Linked DNA regions of Mus musculus: regions 1 and 2 are each linked to region 3. A link is a loop called in an ENCODE intact Hi-C map of the cell type or tissue named here. Cell type or tissue: left cerebral cortex. All regions are shown on one strand. Links, peaks and the distances in the headings refer to the core of each region. The heading gives the core; the rest is flanking DNA.

Region 1 (8,120 bases), core at 1,945-6,944, 1.1 Mb before region 3:
CCTGCTTTACCCAAGTGAGTCGCAGGGACAGCTCTCCTGCCTGCAGCAACTGGCAAGTGGCAGAACTGACTCTCGTGCTCTCACACCCTCAGGCTCCATCTCTGTGTCTATGGTAGCAGGGCCAGTTCTATTGTGTTGCCCAGGCAAGGTGCAGTCCTGCTCTTCTGAGTCCTCCAGTCAGCAAGAGGCAACAGCCCCACCTTTTGAAGGCGTTTTCTCTACTGAGGCTCAGTCCTCTCCCATGGCTTTAACTTGTGTTACCTTAACATAAGGCTACCCAGCACAAATGACCCCTTGTGGACTTCAACCATCCCCGTTAATACAACATTTCCTCCCTTGTTCATTCCCAAGATCGCACATTAGTAAAGGCATCACAATATAAAACATTTTATAAACTTAAAAGTCTCACAGCCTTTATAAATTCAAATAACTAAAATCTCCGTGTCTTTTAAAATAGCAAATCCTTTAAAATCCAGTATCTTTCAACTGTTGGCTCCTATAAAATAAAAAGTAACTGAAATACTTTCTTATTTTAAGGGGCAGGAACCAGGGCACAGTCAATAAGATCAAACTGAAGCAAAACTGAACAGTGTAAATAGCTCACTGTTCAATATCCAGGGTTGGCTTACAATTTTTGAGGCTCTCCCAAAGGACTTGGGTCACTCTGCAAGCTCAGGCATCTGTAGCACACATAGCTTGTCTTTCAGGCTCTGGCAGCCTACATTCTATCACTGCTGCTGTTCTTGGTGACCATCCCATGGTACTGGCATCTTCCAAAAGCTAGGGCCGCTGTTGCAACTGGGCTGTACTTTCATCAGGAGCCTTTCCTAGACTCTCTTTATGGTGACAAGCCTCAACTTCTTTCCATGACCCATTCAGTCCTGGGGTTTCCACTGCTATTGAGGCTGCAGCTTCACCAATGGCCTATCCTGGCCACTTACAGTGCTAATCCTCATCTGCTCTCCATGCCCATTCCATGCCTTGAAACCAGTACCCCGTAGGTGACTCTTACACTACTAAGTTCACTTGCCTGTGTGAGGTACAACCTTGGCTGCTTCTGGAACACAGCTTTTGTGTGCTGACTCTATGGAGACACTTCCCAGAAGTGTCCAGATCAGTGATGCGGGTCTCTTGTTCATTTCTAAACTCCAGTTGACCGGCATCAATCGTCTGAGCAAAGCAAAGGTTTTACATGAGTGCCTCTGACTGATTGTTAATCAGAGCTGACTCTTCAGCCCCAGCTAACCAAAAACCACAGATTCTCAACTCAAAATACCAAATGGCCCCGATAGAGTTTTTCAGTGACTCACAGAACTTCCCTCTGGAACTTCAGAAACTAAGGCACTGTAAGACTCTGGTGAGCCTTAACTTACCAGAGACGCCCTGAGTGAACAATGTGGAGTCAGGGATCGATGCAAAAGCAAGAGGAATTTTATTGTTCCAGCATGCTGGAGTTGCCCTACACACAAACGAGATTGAACAACCCTGTGCAGCATGTTTGACAAATTTTTGTATAGTTTTCAGAGCAGCAGCCATTAGACACAATGTGATTGGCAGAACAGTGACTTTTAAACTGATTGATCTTTAGGAAATGAGGTGGCAAGGACTTCCCTTGTCTGTAGGTGGCCAATGGTCACGGAATGTGTCTAAGTGCTCTGAGCCTCCCCCACACTCAGGTGGCTGGTGGTCGGTTCCCCCCAAGTCCCCACATGGTATGATAAATGTAATTAAGCCTCTTTTCCAGAGAGGAGGGGTGCCTAAGTGCTCCATGACCTTTCTCTTCCAGGAGGGGAGGGGTCTGGTGGGATTTTCCAAAGGCCCTGAGCTGACCTCTTCACACTGTTTTCAATTCTTATCTCCCAAGCTCCCACAGAAGAGTTCACCAAACTTTTTAACCTAGAGTTCCAAACTCCATCCATGATCCTCCCACAAAACAACAGAATTAGGTATGTCGCAGCAATATGCCACATCTAGTACCAACTTATGTTGTAGTTTGAGTTGCTGTTACTATGATGAAACAAAGCAAGCTAGGAAGAAACCGGTTTATTTGGCTTATGATTCCGTATCCATAGTCCACGTCTACAGGAAGTCTAGGACAGGAACTCAAATAGGCAAGAACCTGCAGGCAGGAGCTAATGCAGAGGCTACAGCAGGGACACTGCTTACTGACTTGCTCCTTATGGATGGCTCAGACTCCGTTCTTATAGAGCCCAGGACCAGCATGCCACGTGCTGCCCCACCCACAATGGGCTGGGTCCTCTCCCATCAATCAGCAACTAAGAAAATGTCCTACAGCTGAATTTTATGGAAGTGCTTTCTCAATTGAGTTTCTCTTTTTTAGATGATTCTAGTTTGTGTCAAGCTGACCTAAAACTAGCCAGGACAAGGGCCTGATCCCTTCAGAAGTCCACAGTTTCTCTCAGAACTTCTTCAGCATCAAAATGGCACAAGGTGGCACATCACAGCCAGTGTGATGCTCTCAATCTCAGAATATAAAGCCCCAAAAACCTAGAGGACAAGACATGGGCAGGCTGCTCCTTTCCATTTGTTCGAGTTTGCTATTCTGTGGCTGTGACAAGCTCCATGACCAAAGGTCGTGGACCAAAGTCCACGATTGAGGAAGCCAAGCTGGAAACTCAAGGCAGGAACTGAGAGGCAGGGGAAGCACTGTTTGCTGGCCCACTCTCCCTCTGCCTAGCTTCCTTTTCTCTGTACCACAGGACCACCTTCCCAGGGTCCGTGTCATTCATAGTGATCTGGGCCCTTCTACATCAATCAATAAAATGCCCCCACAGACTTGCCTTATAGACCATCTGATGGAGTCAGTTCCTCAACTGAGAGCCTTGCAGGGCGTGTGACGGCAGTAAGCAAAGTCAGTCATTGCAGTGGGTGGGGACGAGAAAGACGATGACTTGATGACTTTAATGATCTGGATCTAATGTACTTTAGGTCATATTTCACATTCTTTCACAGAGTTGATGATTTTCAGCTCCTCCCCTCACGATGATTTTATATTAAGTTATTTAAAGTCTGCACCAAACGATGTTTTCTACAAGATGCCGTAGGGCAGTATTTAAAGGCTTCAAGTAACAGACTGGTTAAAATAAGCATTAACCATCCTTTTTGTTTATGTATGAGAAGTCCACTCTGTACTGCAGATGACTCAGAAAGAGGCAGGCCTTGGCTGGATTCCCTATCTGTAGGACGCTTTCTGCCTCCCAATCCGGGATGCATGTGAGTTTGGAAACCAGTGGATTCACTAGGAGTTTTTAAGCCCATGTAATGTGCTCACCTCACCAACATTCATGAGGCGTGAGGAGAAAAGGCTCCAGGAGGGGGTGAAGGGCTGGATTCTGCTTGAAGACAAAAGGGAATACCCAAGGAGAGAGGGGAGGGAAGGTTTCAAGATCATAGGCAGAGTCAGAACCTAGCCAGGCATAGGGCAAGTCACCGTTGGCTGTCACGTCAGCCTCCTTCTGGGTGACTGAAGACTGCAGATGGGAAATGGAAACCGTCCAGGTTATCAGGTGAGTGAGATCTATGTACAGGCAAGACTTTGACCTCACTGCCTAACTCCAAATATGATGATATTTCAGCCATTTTCCCTCAATACTGAGGGTTACAAGAGCTTGGGCTAATGTAATTTATGTTTCAACTAAACACTGAGACTGTAACTGGACAAACATCACACACACACACACACACACACACACACACACACACGCACACACACATTTGTATATACACATATTTATTTGAACTGATTAGTAAATTAAGTATGATTTAAAAGTATATTTAATTTTATTTTCCTTTGACATCCCCCCTTACCCTCCCCCCCCCCAGAGTAGCTGCTGGGGGTAGACCCCCAACATAACGAAAAACATTCCTCAATGTTCTGTGCACACTGCCTTTTATGGGCATGCTCAGGTTTCCAAGGCAAGGTGGCTTTGAATCAGTTGCAGGCCTCCTTTCATGTAGAAAACTGCTTAAAGATGTGATATTAGGGCCCAGGGAGACTGCAGAGAGAAGGGACAGTCATTTGCCAGTACTGTCCACTGGGTGGCACTGTTGCTCCACAGAGTGTCTCCATGGCGGGTCCCCAAGGACCAGGGCCAGGACCTACACAAAGGTAGGGAAGGTGTGTATGGTGAAGGGTTTATTAATGACTTTGCCTCCTCTGCGCAGCACTTTTGCGCATCTCCCCGGCCTCAGATCGTTCCTGGGCTCTCTCTGGACTGAGTGCCTGATTTGTTGTGGCCCAAACTGCTTTAGACAACAGCCAAGAAGGGCAGAGACTTCACGTGTGCACAGGCTGCAGTCCCGACGTCACTTAGAAGATTAAAAATAAATTGAAGCACATGTCACTTCAAAGGGGGCACAAAAAGGACATCGGCATGATTGGGCGCAGTAATGAGAAAGAGCTGTAGGTCCTTAGTTTGAACTGTACAGAAAAAAGGATTTTGAGGCTTATTCCCCACCCCTGTACTCCTTACATGAGAGTTAATATATTTTGATATTTAAGGCGCATTCGACACCATATGTGTGTGTGTGTGTGTGTGTGTGTGTGTGTGTGTATCTCCAATCTCTCTGTTTGGATTTGGACTCTGCCCTCGATCAGGGAGCCACATCAAGGAGCCAGGGAGACAAGAGTGTTCATCGGGGAAAGCCTGGGCCACACTGATGTACAAGCACAGAGCCCCTTGTCTGCAGAACCAACCCTACCGGTCCAGAAGGCTTTGTTGCCTACCTATCTATAATATCCATCCGGCTTGGTCTTTTGTCTCTAGGACCAGTCCCTGCAGCCTGGCCCCTCTCAGCCTGAGGTCCACGTTCACACATCAGGCATGTCTTGACTAATGGCGGCTGAGGCCCAATGACTCTCGTTTTTCATGAGTTGTCAGGAGTCTGAACACAGGGAGAGGGGGAGGGAGGGAGGGAAAAGAGGGAGGAGAAGGGGGAGGCGAGAGAAAAGGAAGGGGAGGTAGGAACGGGGAGACATAAAAAAGAGAGGAGGGAGGAGAGGAGGGGAGGGGAGGGAGGAGGGGAGGAGAGAGAGAGAAAAACAGGAGGGAGAGGAAGGAAGGAGAGGAGAAAGGGTTAGAGGTGAGATGAAACCTGAGTGGGGGTGGGGAGAGTGATAGAGGAGAGAGAGGAGGGGGAGGAGAGAGTGAGAAGGAGAGAAGAGAGAACACAGAGAGGGAGGTGGTGAGGAGAGAGAGACTGAGAGAGAGAGGTACTCAGAGGGAGAGGAGCATGGGCAGATGTCCTCATGAAAAATTTACAAGGAATAATCAGAGGTCCGTTCATTCCCTTTGGCGGGGAGGCCCCTAGGCTGTTTGCCCGGGCCACTGGGAGAAGGTGGGAAGAGCCCCCTCATTCTGCAGCAATCTGGCTCCGGTAGGGAAATGCCCCCATGCTTGGTGCACTTGGCCAATCCTCCCGAGACTGGCTTGTAAATGCAGTTCAGGCAAAATTGATGAAGTGTCAGTCATCTGAGGCTGGCAGTTTAGAGAGGTCACAGCTGCAAGGGGCTGCAGGGTCTCACAGAGATGGGACTGAGAAGAGTTAAAGGGAGAGCACACCCAGCAAGCAGGAAGCATTTATCTTCTCCTGACGGGCATTCTTCAAACATTTCTGTGCAGCTCTGACCTCCACCAGCTCTGGCCAGCCAGTGTGAGACTTCTGACTCCAGTTGTGCACTCTTACATTTTCCCTCGAAGGAGTCCAGACCCATCTCCTCACAGCCCCGGGACCCTCTGCTTAGGAAGGAAAGGGGGGACACTGCTGCTCCTAATTGAAACAAGCAGGCAGATCCTGATCAGTAATGGGGATTTCCCACTTTAATTGGCTCAGTGAGTCATGTCTCCTCATTCCCACACTTCCTGAGGCAGGATGGTTTCTCTAGGTGAGCAGCATCAAGTCTGCAGGGGATGGGCCGGGAGAGCTACATAGTAGATGGACATACATCTGGACTTAGTAGCTGTTCTCTGGAAGTCACAAGAACAGATGCAAATTTGGGCTTATCTTAGGATATCTTCTGGGTGGGATCTGAGGCCACTGGACAGATGGCTAAATTGGCTCTATCTATATGCCTTTTTAATTTGTGTGGCTTTAAAATCAGAATCACAAGTAATTTGGTTGTGTGGGACACCAAACAACTAGAGCTTTGCTGGTTGTTTGTCCCGTGTTTGGATCCTGGCTTCCCTAAGCCTCCATGAGGACTCCTAGCCCTGTTGCCATCTGCTCATGAGAAAATGGGATGAGAAGGGCTAGGGACTCTCTGAGGTGAAGGGTGGGGGTGGGGAACAGCTGGCCTCCTAACCCTGTCCTTCACACCCCTCCCCCTCCTCTTTTAATGGCAGTGAAAGTAGAACAGGGTTTGCTTGCCTGTCATGTCCAAAGACCTGACTTCTGTCCCGGTGTGGGAAAAGAAGGATCTAAACAAGCAGGCATGGGAGCAGGAGGCCTAATTTACTCAGCCGTGCACACTTATCCCTATGTCCTTTGCCATTATGAGCAAGGCTGTCGCTGTGTTCTTTCTAAAAGAAAAGGAGATGAAGGCTTGGAAGACAGATTTGTAGCCCATCCTTCTGTCTCAGGGGGCGGAGCCTTCTGCCTCGGGAGGTGGAGACTTCTGTCTCAGGGGGCAGAGCCTTCTGTCTCAGGGGGCGGAGCCTTCTGTCTCAGGAAGCGAAGCCTTTTTCTGGAGTTGGGGTGGAAACAGTTCACTGCAGAAATGTCTGATTTTTAGAGCAAAAAACCCAAAATTGAATGAATGAAATTGTCGCCAGGTTGAAACTGCTATAGGTTGTCAGTAGGAAAAAGGTGTGTCTATCTCCAGGAAAAGGGGTGGGGTGAGGAAAGCCAGGGTCTTTTAACCACAATTTCATGAAGTGTGTAACCACACAAGGATCATTCTAGAAAGGTATGCTTTCTCTGGAGTAGGAAGTCTTAAGACTCCTCAGAGCTGTCAGTGAGAGGTGCACTAACACATAGTACCAACAAGTCACACATATACACACACCACTCATTCAAGAACATGCTCATATGCCATTCCACACATCACAACATACATCACACACAGATCTGCCTACCACCACATATCCACCCTTTCCTATATGGAGGTACACAACCTGCCAAATGTATACCAGTTCCCCACAACATACATGTACGTCATGCCTTATAGCACATCCACACTCACCCACAACACGTGCATTCAGAATGCCAACAAGACACATACATATACACCATATCTCCCACAAAAAAGCATGCACAAAGCATATCTATACTATTAACAATCCACTCATGTCATTTTCATAAATTATCTTTTATAAGTTAAAGACATGTTTTGAGATTGTACTGGCTAGTTTTGTGTCAACTTGACACAGCTGGGGTTATCACAGAGAAAGGAGCTTCAGTTGAGGAAATGCCTCCATGAGATCCAACTGTAAGGCATTTTCTCAATTAGTGATCAAGGGGGAAAGGCCCCTTGTGGGTGGGACCATCTCTGGGCTGATAGTCTTGGGTTCTATAAGAGAGCAGGCTGAGCAAGCCAGGGAAATCAAGCCAGTAAAGAACATCCCTCCATGGCCTCTGCATCAGCTCCTGCTCCCTGACCTGCTTGAGTTCCAGTCCTAACTTCCTTTGGTGATGAACAGCAATGTGGAAATGTAAGCTGAATAAACCCTTTCCTCCCCAACTTGCTTCTTGGTCATGATGTTTGTGCAGGAATAGAAACCCTGACTAAGACAGAGATGTTAGTGCTTAATTCCCAAGGGAGGTTGAGAGTGAGCAGATTCTCTGGCCATGAAAGAGGGAGAACATTAGACATAAACTGTGGGATATATGGAGATCTAAGTGGATAATACTTTAAATGGAGGAGAAGGGGCTTCACTGTAAAGACTGGATAGGAGCTTCATTAAGGGTAAATATGTGTGCGTGTATTTGTGTGTGTGTGAGAGACACACACACAGAGGGAGGGAGGGAGGGAGGGAGGGAGGGTGGGAGGAGAGAGACACACACACACACAGAGGGAGGGAGGGAGGGGGAGAAGGAGAGAGAGAGAGAGAGAGAGAGAGAGAGAGAGAGAGAGAGAGCTGCCATGAGATGAGAAGGATGGT
Region 2 (8,120 bases), core at 1,945-6,944, 330 kb after region 3:
TCACCTGCCAGTGTGCACACACATGTTTATTCTCCCTACAAAACAGTAATATTTTCTGTCAGGTAGTGTACCAAGAATTCTTGGGTTCTGAGACATTTAACAAATCATAAATGGGAAATAGTACCTTGAATGTTTAGGAGACTTGAAGAAGAGGTGGCACTTGAGGGCTCTATGGTAAAAAGAGAATTGGTAGGGGGAATGTTTCAATACTGACCTACTGGACCATCTTTGCCAGAGGGTACACAATTAGTATGATGGCCAGAGGTGTGGGCATCTTTACTTCAAACAGAAGTTAGAAAAATAATAAGAAATTCTACAAAGAACACATTCAGCATTAAAGAAATAGAGACTCATGTTACTCATCTCCTGTTTAGGGTCCGGGGGAAACCTTCTTCTCTACTCTCAAGAACAAAGGATAGTCAATGTGTCTGTTCCCCATGTCAACAATAAGTATTCATTTAGCATATAACATAGAACAGAATTCAAATTAATTGATTAACTGAGTTTCAGTTTAGGAAAAGACATTTGTAGTAATCATCAAATTGTGAACTGTGGAATAATTTTAGGGCTCAGGTTTCAGTTATTTAGTGCCTATAACAGAAGAAATGGGAAAGCCTAAACATTGCTGCAGAATGCACAATGCATGTCTCCTGCATTTGCCAAGATTAGAGTCGTAAGGTATTTGTCTTCTTCATCTTTTTGTTTGGATTTTTTGAGCAGTAATTTGACAGTTTCTACCAGCAGCATGCAAATGTCCACCAGGGATGGCAAGATGATAATACCAAAATCATTGTCATTTAGTTTCTGTCAAATCTGTCAGTGAACTTTTCAGATGTGTATTTTCCCCACCCCCATACAGGCAGAACGGTAACACAACATGAGGTCTGTCTCAAAACACAAGGAGTGTTCTGTTTCCTCCCTGTGCGCAAACGTTGGGGGCCTGGCGCTTCCCTCGACATTCATTAGCAAGCCGTGCAGCCACACACATCCACACCTGTAATCCAGCTGCTGTGGAGAATACAGTTGCCTCCACAGTAGTTCACAAGTTGCTACCACACTGTGAGCATGTAATTCATTATACTGTGATTTTTTTTAAAAGCAAGATAATAATAGAAAATCTTTCAGCAGCTGTCAAGGCGGCAGGAAAAACATACCATTGTTAGAAGGCATTGACTGTGCTCAGCCCTCATGTGCTGGAGCCCAGCCAGCCATGCATGCAATCCACGCCTCTGCAGAGCACCGCTATTCCATCTCCACATGGAATTATGTGCTGAGGAAGTCAATAGTGCACACTATAAAGATGATAGTAATACTGGCTGGCAGTAGCTGCCTAACCCAAAGGACATTTGTGCACTCATGGCAAAGGGTGAGTCAGCTCAAGGCGCTGGCACACACATCCATGAAGTCGGCTCAAAAATCCATCTTGTTTGAAAACTAGGAGCAGTGGCCAACAGGAGGCCCAGACTGGCCAATTCAGTCAGATATAGTGGAATGCAAATGAGCTCCTAGGAGTCAGGGTGTGGAGGCAAAATGATCAAGTCTAAAACCAGCCACAGCTATACAATGAAGTTAAAAGTTCATGAGACTTTGTCAACCATCCCACCCCAAAAATAAGACAAGCCAGTGTGGAGATAGGGACAGACCAGCTGACCACACAGCTTAAGCCAGGCTTCAGCTTCCCGTAGACTCTCTTCTACCCAACATGGAAAGTATTATAGGTCGTGGCAGAATTACTTTTTTCTTTTTATAGTTTGATAAGGAAATTTTGGATAAGGCAGTTGTTAGTACTTTGTTTATATAAAAATGTGTTTTTGTGTACATATCTGTCTGTGCATAATCATGGGTGTGTCTATGGGAGCCAGAAAAGTCAATCTCCTGGAGCTGGAGTTACAGACAGCTGTAAGCTATTTGACATGCGTCCTGAGGTTGGGACTTCTGAAAAAGCAGCAAGTACTCTCAATCATTGAACCATCTCCAGGCCTCCCCCTTGAAAATATTGATTGATTGATTGATTGATTGATTGCACACTTGTTCTTTCACTTAAATTAATTTCTTGTCCCCTGACCTCTTTACATGTGCTTTGGTATGCATGCATGCTACCCCCATGTGGGAGTAAAGGACAGGAGAGGTCACAGGACAACAAGTTAATGTAATTGAAAGAACTAGTGTGAAGTGGTAGCTATGGTTATCCTAAACACGAACTGTGCATTCAGATTTCTGGATGGCATACAGAACTGTTGGATTTTAAACTTCTGAATCTCACACTTGAAATGAATTAAGGGGCAAAGTTATTTGCAATTACCACTGCTAAACCAATATGGAACATGCAGGTCCAACCCAAGTTTTGCTTAGAGAGCTTTGAATTAAGCAAAATAAGTAAACAAAAACATTCCAATAACCTGCAAGCCAGTAACATGTCTAAAAGAAAGATGCAGAAAGGGCAGCTCAGGATAATTTCCAGCGGGTTTGGAGGTCATTATTCAGTAAGACTGTGCTGAAGTTAGAAGTAAAGCTTTATGATAAGGACTCAACAAATCTTAGACTGTGGATGTCACTCAACAGGAAAAGTGATTGCTTCGCAAGCACCAGGACCTGAGTTCAGATCCCCAGAAGTCATGAAAAAAAAACTCAAGCATGGCAGTGAGCACGTACATGGGCTAGCACTAAGCAAACAATCGAATAATGAAGATTCTAAACATCTTCAGAAATGAACTTGGAAGAGCTTTGAGCAACAGCTGAGTGGAAGCCAAGGCCCCACCCTGGCTGTGGCAGCCTGTTTTGGATCTCCCATGTAATTCCCTCCATCTCTGCTTCTCTTCCTGAACAGGACAGTGGAGAAAAGCAAGCTTCTGGCTGTTGGTATGCAGATGTTCCTAAGTCTCCTTCCTGCTTGCCATTCTTTTCCTCACTTCTCACTATCACATACCACATTCCCTGACTGCCCCCCACACCCACCACATACCAATTCCACTTACTTCACTGTCCCCTGTTGGCAAAAGTGCCTTCATGACTCCTGTCCTAGCAACTTCTGCCCTAGTTAGGGCTTCCTTTGCTGTAAAGAGACATCATGACCAAGGCAACTCTTACCAAGGAGAACGTTTTATTTGGTGCCAGCTTACAATTTCAAAGGTTCAGTCCATTATCACCATGCCAGGAAGCATGACAGCATCCAAGCAGGCATGGAGCTGGAGGAACTGAGAGTTCTACATCTTGTTGCAAAGGCAAACAGAACACTGGCCCCCATGTAGCTAGAAGGAGTGTCTCAAAGCCCACCCCCACAGAGACACACTTCCTCTAAAAAGGCCACACCTCCTAATAGTGCCACTCCTTGGGCCAAGCATATTCAAACCACCACACCTCAGTTCACACTAAGGTTCTGAACAAACTGTGAGCCCTACCCCACCCCCACCTTCAGCCTCCAGCTTAGCAGTGAGCTCTGATGTATATCCTGGACTCATGATTTTTCCATATGTCACGTCCATTCAGGAAAAAAATCACTTCAAGCATCAAGACTTGAAGATCAGGCTACTGCTGAATATATGGAAAGGAAATGACTTTTTGCCTCAGAGCCTCTTAAGCCCTGGGGATATGAATGGGTGGACCTGGTGATCTGGAGAACCCATTACACCATGGATGTCACAGGTAACAATGAGCTGTTGAGTAAGTTTCTCCCCAGTTCAACACTAGTTAGTACAAGTTTCCCTGATGGCTTGGGCTTCTTTTTTTTTTTTAATTTATTTCATTGAGTGTGTGTGTGTGTGTGTGTGTACATGCATGAGCATCAACCTTTGCATGTGCCCATCAGGGGACTTGGTTCTTTACTTCCATCACATTCTTAGCATCATACCCAGGCCATCAATCTTGTGCTAAGCCACCTACCTCATCAGCCCACAGGGCTTGTGTTTAGCACCTAAGACTAGGAATCTTCCAGAGGTTGTGTGAAGCACACAGAGCTCTCTCTATATTTGGTTCAGGTATCTACAAGCTCTGTGGTTCCTATGTAGACACCTCACACTTGAATGTCTACTCTGTGCTCTATAGTATAGCAGCATAGAGATCCTGGCATGAAGGCATACTTGTAATCTCAAGAAGACTTACTGTGAGTAGAAAGTATTCCTTCCAGTTCAAGACCTTGGGCAAGAGTATAAGACCTTGTCTCAAACCCACCCAAAATGAAAACTAACTAACTAAATAAATAAATAAAACAAGATGAAAGTGTCCTACCCTTAACAGAGTGACCACATGTGTTCTTATTTGAAAGCACATGCTTGATTAAATACTCGTCTCATTTTTCTCTCTGGACAATTTCATCTACATATGGTATCCAAGATCAAGAGATTAACAATGTGGTCTGTGACTCTAAAACGTTTTGGAAAACACATTTTATTGAACAGTATACTGGGTATGAGACAGGATCAGGCTGAAATTCCTGCTGAGAGCCTGGTTCTGTCAGTACCTGGTGTCTCTAGCTGTGTAGAAGAAAGGAGCAAAGCATTTGCATTAAACATCAACCTTGAAAACATCTACTCTGTATTTCCATTTCACCTCCTAAGCAATGTGTGTGGTTTATTTAAAATTCTAACCTGTCTTCACTTCAGCCTTCACCCTGCACTGCCGGTCTATCTCAAATAGTCTGTGAAAAGCTAGGTAGGAATTGTGTGTGTGTGTGTGTGTGTGTGTGTGTGTGTGTGTGTGTGTGTGTGTTTCATGGGGGGAGTTTTGAATGAAGGCAGGACCTGTGTGTGTGTGTGTGTGTGTGTTTCATGGGGGGAGTTTTGAATGAAGGCAGGACCATTGGGAATCAGGGCAGCTCTCTGATTTTAGTTTGAGGTCTGTTCTTTCAGACAGCAGGATGCTTACAAGGCAAACCACAAGAGCTCTAAATATCAGCTGTCATTACTGAAGGAGGGGGCTGAGCTGAGAATCTCAAATTACTGAAATGGAACCAGAAAGGCAGATGTTCCCTTGTCACCACCCACTGCAGTGAGCCTGAGCCCTTTTCTATGACAGGGTGGGGGGTGGCGGAGGCTGTCTGACACTGGGAGGAGACTTGGCCCTACCAGTCACACATGAGCCTCTCCTTTCCCCCTAGACAGGTGATTGGGCAGGCTAGGATGAGTACAGAAAGTCCCAAGGATTCACTGGTTGTAGCCAGTCTGAACAGAGCTTAGGTATAGGTCCTATCCTCACAGAGCTCCGTCCAGCACCTCTGCCTCCTGCCTTGGCATTCAGATCACGTCTCTTTGCTGCTAGTACTAATTTAAAAATTATAACATTCATGGCTATTTCTACTTTCCTCCAATGGAACTGCAAGCTTCCTCTCCACCCCCCCCCGCACCCCCCATCCTCACCATCCCTCTCCCTTTTCTCGTGTATATTTGGAGATTGACCTCAGGTTGAACCCTGAGCTCCGAGACTGCTTTTCTCAAAGGATTAGAAACACAGACAGGCTCGGTTTTATGAAAGCTGTGAATCCTGTGACAGAGAAAGGTGTCTTCAAGACAGGATGAAGACACAGGAGATGGGCTGAGCTACCAATTAGTGGGATCCAAAGAGTTAACCTTCCAGTTACACATCTGGGAAATGCTGGAAGCTCCAAGCAAGGTCACTAAAAAGGGAACAACCCAACTGCCTTTTTGAGGCAAGAAAATAGGACCACGGGAATGTGTGCTTGGTACAATCCCTAAGGGTCTGCTGGAGATGTCAGGCCACCGTTTCATTCCTGTAACTCAGAAAGCTCTGGATCACTGTAATAGGAGGGGAAAGAAAGATGCTTTTGCCATCATATGGTCACAGTTCCATCCTTGTCAGTTAACCCTGGATTTCCTAAGACATTTGTTTCCTGTGGGCAGGAGGAAGCTCCAGCTCTGTAGGTCACAGTCAGGGCTGCCATGTCACTACCAATCTACAAAATGCAATTCACACCAGCTCAAAACCACTACATCCTCCTAAGCCTAACTGGCAATGAGTACAGAGTCCCAAGAGAAGAGGGAAAAGAGCCAAGCTGATAGTGTGCTCAGAAAGCAGAGAGAACAGCACAGCCTGGTGATATCAGGATGGTAGAGCCACAAACCAACCAGAAATGCAGTTCTGGAAGGTTACATTCTATAGTTGGGAAGACAGAAAAGGGCCAGGAGTTTACTTGATGTACATACATGGTCCCATGCTGAGATGGTACGGTAGTAAAGAGCAATGTGTGCTCATTCAAGGACAAAGATGTTGGCTCAGGACCCAGCAGTCTTCCAGGAGAGCTGCTGACATTTCCGGTGAAAGGCTTTCCAAAAGGAGGCAGAGAGTGGCTGTCATTGGAACAGGGGGTTCTCAGTTTATGTATTGGGCACTGGGGTAGGAAAAGATGGAATCCAACAGAGAAAAGACAGACAACGAGGAAGGGACTTTTGCAGGCCACACATAGAAGCAGAGCTGAAGGTCTAGTCTCAGTTCTCAGAGCCTTGTGATTCTGCCCTTCCCCACTGAAGAGTCCACCTTGGCAGGTGCATGATTTCTCTAATAGAAGAAATCTCTATTTCTCTAATAGGAGGAATAGCAGAACTGAGAGCGGGAGGAAGGAGCAGGAAAAGTGGGGAGGAAGGAAAGGGAAGAGGAGTGGAAGAGAAGAGGGAAGGAAAAGGAGAGGGGTGGGGGAGTGGAGGAGGAGGAACAGAATAGAACGGGGAAGGAGAAGAGGACAAAACATTCTCTGGTAGGGAGTCCTCCTACCTGGGAGCACTCTCATACACAGGGAACAGAGCACTCCACACAAAGAGCTGGGGACTTCCCTCTTAACGTGTTCTCTGCAGACATTTTAATTTACCTTTTCACTGAATACTTGGTTAGGATCTGGGATGTCCAGCTCTGTGACTTTGGTCATGCCGTTCTTCCCTAAGCCTCCATCTATCTCCCTGCCTTGGAAAGTGGGGACTACACTGCCTTTGCTCACAAAGGTTGATATGCAGAGTAAATGACACTTAGGTTCTAGTTGAACAACTTGTCAACATAAAGCATTTTCATGGCAATAATTACCTATTATTAAAATTAATTGAGAAATTGATTGACCAAACAGTACACCAATCTACTTCTATGGTTTTACTTTTAACAAAAACTCACAAGTAAAATGTCGACAAATCAAGTTTTATTTCTGATCACTGTTAGCATATATCCACGTGGACTTGGGCAGGAAAGTGATTGGGTGCAGACGTTTCACCAGATCTTTGCAGATACTTTTATTTTGAAGTCAGACATCTATTCTAACACATTTTAGTGATGCTACCAACACTGTGCCAGATCCTTTCCCTGGTGGTTTTTCTCAAACTGAGGTGCAAGCTAAAAAGCCAAGACTGAAGATGGAATACTCTAGAGGCAGACAGAGAGCTTGGACAAAAGGCTCACAGAGCTGTGACAAAGGTGAGCACAGAGAAGAGGTCTTGATCTGAGAGCCACAGCTCTCCTGCAGCCTGAAAGTGATGACTCTTCCCACGTAACTGAGAGGCTAATAGATCTGCATAGATTTGGAGAGAGATATGAATTTCCAACTACTCCTTATAATGCATTCATTGTAGTACAAATAGATTTTTCTGTAGTAATTTTTCCTTATTATTAATATTTGATGTGTTTGAGGCTCAAGGGGAATTTAATACATTTTTTTTAAAATTGGCACAAAAACTCTGAAAGCTTTCAAGACTGTTGGGGACCTTTCCCTTGGAATCAGATCTGTTGTCACCATGCTCCATGTTTAACGGTGCTAAAGTCGCATCACTTCAAGCAGAAGCTGCTCATAACCACATGAGTGAGTGCACCCAGGCATTCAATACACAGGGGAATATTGCCATATAGTCACTGAGGCATGAGACCTTTTCTTTTCCTTGGTGGCTCTTTTTAGACTGATGGTGTTTTGTATATGCAGTTGAATTCTTTTTCAGTAGGAAAAGTTTAAAATATTAATCACTCTGTGTTTTCTCATTCATACTTTTATTGTGCCATGCTATATTCCAAGGACAACAGAGCATTTGGCTTGAATACAGGAGCGCCAAGATTCTACACTCAGTGTTCAGTTTCCTACCAAACACATAGGGACGCTAACACGATTGCTTGACTTCATTGTTAACATCATGTCTTGATTG
Region 3 (8,120 bases), core at 1,360-6,359:
TGGAGGGCAGCTCATCAACATTCCATTCAGCTCCAGGGTGATCAACCCCATGGCAGCAGATCAAAAGGGGTGAACTTGGCACATGTCGATGGGCCCACTGTGTCCCATGGACAGACAGAGAGCTGAGATGGCTCCATGTGCGCTCTGTGGGTTGGTCTTCCCTGGGCCCCCTGATGTCTGGAAACATAGTGATCACCTAAGGCCACCATTCTAACACACACCAGCATCCCCATGGCTATTACTGCAGTGTGGTCAGATTGCAGGGTTGAGCCTGTAAGCCACAGATTTGCCAAGTCCCACTCATCTGACTCTGAGCAGACATTGATTAGAAACTGGCATGAACATGCTTGGTCTGATGCTCATTCACAGGGCCTGTTGTTGGGGAATGTGGTACCCGAGGAAGCTTGGTCTGATGTTCATTCCTATTTTATCAGTTGCAGATAAAAGGTAGCAGGACAGTCTCTGGCTGCTCCTGAATGGTTTGTTTGGGAGCCAGAAGGCCTTGGTTCTCAGGAATTTCCCTTACTTCCTCAAGCTTCCTTTCGACTTTTCTGCCTCTCCCTTGTTACCCCCAGCCCTCTCTTTCCTGAATCATCTTTCTTCTCCCACCTCTGAACTTCCCCTTCCTGGTTGTCCCAGACCGTTGCTTTCAGGGCTCACTAGTCCCTTTATTCTTCCAAGTACACCCACATCTAGCACTCTGGGAGACAGAGAATATTGTCAGCAAAGTTCTTATGGGTATTTTTTTTTTCAGAAATGCAAATTCTTCTGAGAGTGGTGTCTCTGATTGTTGGGATCCTCATAGTATGACTGATGCGCCATGAGCCTGTCACTCACTAGACATCACCAGTGTGTCCCTGGCACCTGATTATCACTGAGCCATTTCCACTGTATCATATGTACAAGTTAGTCAGACAGGGAGGGGAGAGGGAGAGAATGAGAGGTGAGAGAGAGAGTGAGAGAGAACGAGAGGGAGAGAGAGAGAGTCTAAGAAAGTGTGGAGGCCTTCAACCGTACATTTTCAGTTCAGTCCTAACCTGAGGGTTTCTGTGACCATCAGGAGAACATGTAGGTACTGTAGGGATAGATGCAAATTCTCTTTGCAGCGCTGCTTTGGAATGTCATGTGCTTCTTCATGAGAGGCAACGTCAAGTATTATGCAGCCTGGTATCCCATTACTATGCTTAGTCTTATTTTGACTTTGGCAAGGTTTTATTTAGTTTATCTTGATTTGAAAGTCAAAAAGGACTTTCAACCACTTTATACATAGTAATCCTCCCCAGGCTGGCTTTTCATTTAGGATAGTGTCAGAAAAAAAGATGTGTTTTCCTAAGGAATACATGACAGGTAAGGACCTGTAGCTCAGTGTAGCTACCAAGGAAGGATGTGCATTAAAAGTCTGTTTTAGAAGATGGCTTTGTAATCCTTTGGAGATGTGGAGGCATCCTAAAGGCTGGCACAAACATGAGATAATTCAGGGTCCCCACAGGAACATGTTAAAAAAAAAAACCAGAAGAGCGTGCCCCAGGGCTCTAGTCACACTGGGCAGAGCCATAGTCTCCTCACTGCCTGCCTATCCAAAGCCTTTACATTCACCCCCTGATCACTGCCTGCCTAAAGCCTTGGCATTCACCTGCCTGTCCACAGCTTCTGCACTCACTTCATGTTGTCTGCAGCAGGTACACGGATCTCTTTCTAGATGTCTCTCATCTTCAGAAGGAGTAGAAATCTGGAGAGACAGGCTTATTAAAAGAACCTCATTGACAAAATGACTAGCAAACCTTTCCTGCCACATGCAGCAGACAGCTCGTGCCAAAGCTTGTGCCATGCAGACAGAGGAGAAAACAGGAGCAGGAGCTATGTAAAGAAAAGCCTGCTGGCCCAGAGCCTTTCCGTGGGTGCCTTTCTCCTGCTCAGCCATCTACCCCTGTTCTCAGTTTCCTAATAAATGGTCTCTAGTTTTACTGTTTTAGGGGGTGTTCCTGGTGAAATTCTTTGTCTTGGGGGAACAAAAAGAACCTGGGAGTCTCAGTGTGTGCCTCCAGGATGCTTGTCTAAGGGATGTAAGAAAATTGGGGGTTTACAGAAGTCTTTCGGTATGGGGCTCATTTCTTCCTGCCTGCTATTTCAGAGAGCCTGCATCACTCTACATACAAATGGGGAATTTTCACGTTTGACGATGATGAACATATTCTAAAAGCAAACGGGCTGCCTCTCCTGAACAGTCGGTACTCTGGGTTCAACGCTTTACTTTTCCTCTCGGAGTAAAATCAAACTTGTCCAGAGCTTCACCGAGACAGCATCATCTACAAGCACATTTCATGCTAAATGGCAGATGGGGCCCTTGCCCTTTCCCAAATCCTAGCCCGGGGCTCCCTTAGAGTGAGGCAGATTGTTGCTTTAGAGGAGAAACATTCCTCCTGGAGGCTTCTGGCTCTCCCTTTTAATCCTGTCTCAAATGGCACCAATTGCAAGGACTGCCCCCTTTGCCTAAGAGCAAGCAAGCTCTTTCTTGTCACAGTGAAGCCGGCTGTGACTCTGTCCCAGGCAGGTGCTGTGGGTTGTGTGGAAACTACATTCAGACACTTCTGATTTCAAAGCAAACTCTGGATTCTGAGCAGAGCCTTGAGCTGGTAAGTTTCACTACCTGATTAACAAATGGAGAGGGGAATGCCTGCCACATTGCCAGGCTTAAAAAGGTGCTTCTAATCCCAGGTAGTGAGGAGGCTGAGACAGGAGGATCTTGTGTTCAAAGTGTTTCTGGACTACAAATGGAATTCAAGGCCAGAACTGATGGTTTAGTGGGACTCCATAGTAAAAGGTAAGGACCGAGGACTACTCCTAAGTACACATCTTGGTGGCAGAGCAACTGCCTAAAGGTCCCGAAGCCTGCTGTAGGTTCATCCTTGAGACCTTAGAAAAAAACATAAAGGGAGAGAGTCCCTTGTGATGTGCACTGACTTTTTCACAATGGCTATCACTGGAAACAAAGATCCTATAGCATTTTAAAGTACAAGATTCTCAAAGAAAGTTGTGAGTTCTTTTGCATGGGCTAGACAGATCTGACAGAGACCCACTGGTTATGCAGTTGAGTGAGCTCTGCAGGCTCTCTCTGTCCCGGTTCAGTGTGGTCCCCAGGGATACTGTGTTCTGTGCAAACTTCAGTTCCCACCTGTATAATAGTGCGGACGAGGTAAGGTACGGTCTAAATATCCTGGCCGTGTGTGAGTAAAATCAGTGCTACAGAGTGTATTAAATGTGCACCCTAGCAGAGCATATGCATGGAGGACTGCATTCTCCAAGTCCCTGTCTGTGAGTATCATAGTCTCTGACTTGGGGACCCCACGAAATACTCTGAGGAAGTCAGGACAACTCTCTGCCTTCCCTCTAAGGGTTCATCAGAGGTCCATATACTCAGCCAGGTTTTCATACTGACAGATCTCCGAACTCCAGTGAGAAGTCTGTATTTCATGCTGGGAACCCAAGACTTCACATCAAGATAGATGCCACGCGCTGCCATTCAACCCGCAGCTTCAAATTTTAAGTATAACAGTGGAGCCTCCTTAAAGACATCTCCTCAGCGCGTGGCGTGTGTGGTGAATGAGTGAGCAAAACCATCCTCCCCTGTCTTGTCATCTTCGCTGGACCATCCAGCTGCTTCCTCCATCCACCAGGGGGTGCTCACCCCCACTAAAAGCCAGGGTTTCTTCCAATCACTGGACAGACAGGGACCACAGCCAGGACCTTCAAAGCATCTTTCTGAAACGTTAATTGTTTGGTTGCACCAAGAGAAAAGAATTTATAAAAAGTTTTGATCTGTTTTGATTCAAATGTGGGTGCTTTTAAACATATATTTTTTTTTTTACCATAGTAACAATAGTACAGGCAAACCAAGCATTCTAGTACATCTGTGTAAGGATCGATTCACTTACAAAAAGTTTAGAAAACAGAGAAAACTCTAGTCAAAAATAAATTGTCAATATTGCAGTTATTTTCCTCTTGAATTCCCTTTCCCCAGAATAGCCTATCAAAATCACCCGTTGGCAGCCAGAAAGCGAAGCCTCCGGCTTGCTGAGTCTTGCTTATATTTCATCACAGTAAAGGACAAAATTTATTTATCAATTTATTTATCGTTTTCTTTTGAATTATCACACACTAACTGTACCCCTATGTGATAGAGTGTCTTATTTCAGTATCTGATTACAGTGACAGATTCTCCTCGGGGAACACCTTAAACAGCCAAACAAACTTCCAATGACAATTAGGGAAAAAGAAAAGAAAGAACAGCGTGCTTGTGGTTTTCAAATGCTGCTTTTTCTCCTAAAGATTTCAAATTTGCTCTTCTCTCTCCAACCGAGTTATTTACACAGTACGTTATTAACTTAAGTGAACTTGAAGGCAGACAAACTTTGTTTGATCAGGACATAACACAAAAGTCCCATTTGAAAACTTGCTTATGTGGACATTTATTTTTGAATTTCAATCTTGAACTTACAAGAAGCCAATGCATCCATTTTAAAACCATGTATGTAAACACTATGAATTTTTAAAATAGCTTTCTTTTCTTACTTTCTAATGTTGGTTCAAATAATGTGGTTTGGTATGCCTTCCTGAGACACTCTTTCCTTGTTTCAGATCTAGGCCTGTTTTGGAGAGAGAGAGAGAGAGAGAGAGAGAGAGAGAGAGAGAGAGAGAGAGAGAGAGAGAGAGAGAGAGAGAGAGAGAGAGAGATCAATTATTTTAGGTCAATTTTACTCAAGCTAGTTTTTTAAAAATTTTAATTAGGTATTTTCTTCATTTACATTTCCAATGCTATCCCAAAAGTCCCCCATACCCTCCCTCCCACTCCCCTACCCACCCACTCCCACTTCTTGGCCCTGGCATTCCCCTGTACTGAGGCACATAAAGTTTGCAAGACCAATGGGCCTCTCTTTCCACTGATGGCCGACTAGGCCATCTTCTGATACATATGCAGCTAGAGACACGAGCTCCGGGAGGTACTGGTTAGTTCATATTGTTGTTCCACCCATTCAAGCTAGTTTTCTGAAAGGAAGAAATTGCCCTAAAACATTTGGATACTCATTCCGTACAGCAGGATCCCATTTCTTGTTGCGTTTTTTATACAAACAAGTGCACTCTATCCCTGTTATAAACTCTTTCTCCCTTCAATTGTTTGAGAGGTATTTGGTCAGACTAACTAGAAAAACTAGTGTGCACTCTCTCTGCTCCACAAAGCTTTCTCTCATTCTAAGCGTTGAGTTGATTAGTTTCTTTCTGGGATCCGTGTCACATCCATCACTCTGTCTCCACTCAGATGTGAACTTGATTGTTCTTTCCTTAGTAACCCATGTCAGAATAATAAAACAAAGCCCAGCTTCCATCTTGCAGTCTCCTCTGCACATCCCACCTTTCTGCTCACGCACTCTTCTTCATCACCATCTGAGCCCATTCCAGGAGCATGTGTTCTTCAACTTCCACCCAAATGGCCCTGTCAAGGTGATCTTCACACTGGAGTCCTACACTGAGTTTTCAGTCCCCATGTAACTCTACCCTACTAGGAGATTCATAGTCAATAAGGCTTCATTTTGTAACAACTTGATCCAGGTTTCAGGACACAAGTGGTTCTCACTGTTCCTGTCTGTCTTCCACACTAGATCTAAGAGGAGCCTGTGCTCCTTTTCCAGTCTTCTCAAGGTGGTTACATGGAACCTGAGGCTGTAAATTTCTCAGTGTAGGATTACCTTTCTACCCACTCCTACCCCTTAGCACCCTTCTCATCTTGTCCACTTCCACTCATAGAATTGTTCATGAGTGCAGCTTCTGAGGCTTCTTGGCTCATCTCTTTTCTTTCCTCACCATTTCTAACCTCTCACAGAGTCCCAGCAGTGACATGTTTTCTTCCCATTTGGCCCCATGTCTAAACGTTGCTCTTTTAGTCGTAGATCATCAGAAACTTATCTCCAGCAGAGTTACAGAGGAGTCCAATGCAGATGGGAGCAAGATATTGTCTACAGACTCCTGTCTAAATTAGAACAGCAGAAAAGAAATACACATTCCTACATACGTGCAAGAAAGGCACACAGCACACTCTACTGTATTTACCTTTAAAAAACAATATTTGGTGTATGGAACCATGTTCTTTCCCTGTGGTGTTTCTGGACCAGACCCCATGATTCTACCTGGATCATCATCTCTGGGTAGACCAGGATACACTCATGTACATAGACATCTGACACAATACTGCTATGTGACATAAGATCTCCCTCCTCAAATTTCCTTCCTGATTAAATCAATGGCCATTGTTTTTGATTAATATTTTTACAGATTGCAGCAGTGCTCGTGAGAGTGACGTTGAAGAATATAAGTCTGCAGGTAATTTGATCCCCAACATGTACTTTGGGGAAATTTTGTGTGACCAAAACCCCCTCTCCTAGTCACCTACCATTTTGGAATAATGAGCCTTTCCCAGTGATACAGACCACCCTTCACTTGTAGTGCTTAGATTTAATCAGATTAGCACTTATAAGAAATTAGCCTCACAACAATGATTTTTGACTTCTTATTCAAGATAGTTAAGGTAGATAAAAAATAAATAATTATACTAATTAATGTTTGTTTAAACACTTAATAAGCATAGAATACATGACTAAAGATGGGCCTTGAATCTTCACAGACTCTTATTTCAGAGTCCAAGTAACCATTCTTGTGGACTTTTGGGGCTTTGTGATAGATGACAACTCAGAAGAAAATCCCAAGTGTGGAATCTATGTCAAATTGTTACCCTTTGTCCATGAAATCAAAGGAGTGAAGATCCACACATGGGGTGGCCAGCTCCCCTGGAGGCCTTAAAAGTTCTACTCGCCTAAATGGTTTTGTTTTCCTTGGTTACATTTTATTTTTATTATGTATATATCTGTGTCTGCATGTGTGCATGTGTGTATGTAAAGCTGTCTGCAGAGGGCAGAAAGCCATTATATCCTCTGGAATTACAGGCAGTTGTGAGCTTCCTGACAGGAATACTAGGAACTGAACTCTGGTTCTTTTAAAGAACAGGGAGTAATTATAACTACTTAGCTCTCTCTCCAGCCCCATCATTCCAGTGTTTGAAAAAGAACTGATGTCTATGATTATATCATCCTTGTTGTCTTAGTTACGGATTTACTGCTGTGAACAGACACTATGACCAATGCAAGTCTTATTTAAAAACCCCACACATTTAATTTTTATGAGTCAGCCATGCTTACATTTCAGAGTACTAATATGAAAGTATTGAAGGCTTAGTCCCAAATGCAGTGTCTGGAGGTACATATTTGGGAAATGATTTGACCATAGAATCCCTCACCTAGCTAGTGGGTTAAAATGTGAATGAACTAATAATATGTAGCCATTATTGAGAAGCTGATAGAACTAGAAGTGGGAGGAGTTGGAGGAAGTAGGTCACTATGGGGTGTCCTTGAAGAGTATATGGCGACCCCACCCCTTCCCCACCTTGTCTACAATGAGATGAGTAGTTTTGCTTTGCCACACTGTGATGAAGAACAGAGAGAACCAGGCGATTTCAGACCCAAAGCAGGCTCTCTGAAACTTCATGCCTGAGCAAACCATTCTTCCTTCTTTAAGTTGCTTCTTTCAGGTGGTTTGTCATAGTGTGGACTGAGGATTGGGGTTGTTCAACTTACATGAGGGTAAAGAATCTACCTCAATTTCACTCATGCCTAGAGGCTCTGCAGCAGACTAATGTGTGGGCAAACAGCAGACTAATGTGTGAGTAACTGTGGCACAGTTACTGCTGGCTGCTTTTAGCCAAATTCACAGTCAGGACTGGGCATAAAATGTGACTCAGTAGAATTTGAAAAGCTTGTATTTTGACAAGAAAGGGATCATTTGATTGAAAGGAGACATGGCAAAGGGAAGTGTGGCTTTAGTTCCATTAAAAAACAGCTAAGTAATTTTTGCTTCTTTTCTTTTCGTGTGTGTGTGTGTGTGTGTGTGTGTGTGTGTGTGCATGTACACATATGGAAGCCTGGAGTTGATGTCAGGAATCATCCTGTCCCACATTTTATTGTGTCAGAATCTCTCAAGCAATACTATAACTCATCAGTATATCTAGTCTTCTCATC

What was found. Peaks named below come from ENCODE experiments on the same cell type or tissue, not always from the same donor. Only the 100,000 strongest peaks of a DNase experiment are listed, where the experiment ranks them.
Region 1: it touches region 3 in a loop (7-fold over the local background); 9 of 42 quality-filtered maps call a loop at or near these places.
Region 2: a loop joins it to region 3, with 3 times the contacts of the local background. A loop is called at or near these places in 2 of 42 quality-filtered maps.

The regions. Positions count from the first base shown.
Region 1 is chr12:26,529,082-26,537,201 of GRCm38, forward strand. No RefSeq gene overlaps it. Among named protein-coding and RNA genes, the nearest start is that of Cmpk2, 64 kb to the left of the region's middle. In left cerebral cortex, for the core only: a CTCF peak has its summit at 4,069 (motif pointing right); DNase peaks (open chromatin) are centred at 3,199, 4,076 and 5,429; H3K4me3 peaks cover 229 bases.
Region 2 is chr12:27,927,554-27,935,673 of GRCm38, forward strand. No RefSeq gene overlaps it. Among named protein-coding and RNA genes, the nearest start is that of Gm45941, 14 kb to the right of the region's middle. In left cerebral cortex, for the core only: no CTCF peak of the experiment used is centred there; a DNase peak (open chromatin) is centred at 4,977.
Region 3 is chr12:27,595,682-27,603,801 of GRCm38, forward strand. Gm4166 (a long non-coding RNA gene) reads left to right here and starts at 2,518. Exons shown (of 4, transcript XR_381387.2): 1 at 2,518-2,633; 2 at 6,325-6,372. In left cerebral cortex, for the core only: a CTCF peak has its summit at 3,672 (motif pointing right); DNase peaks (open chromatin) are centred at 1,902, 2,234 and 3,672.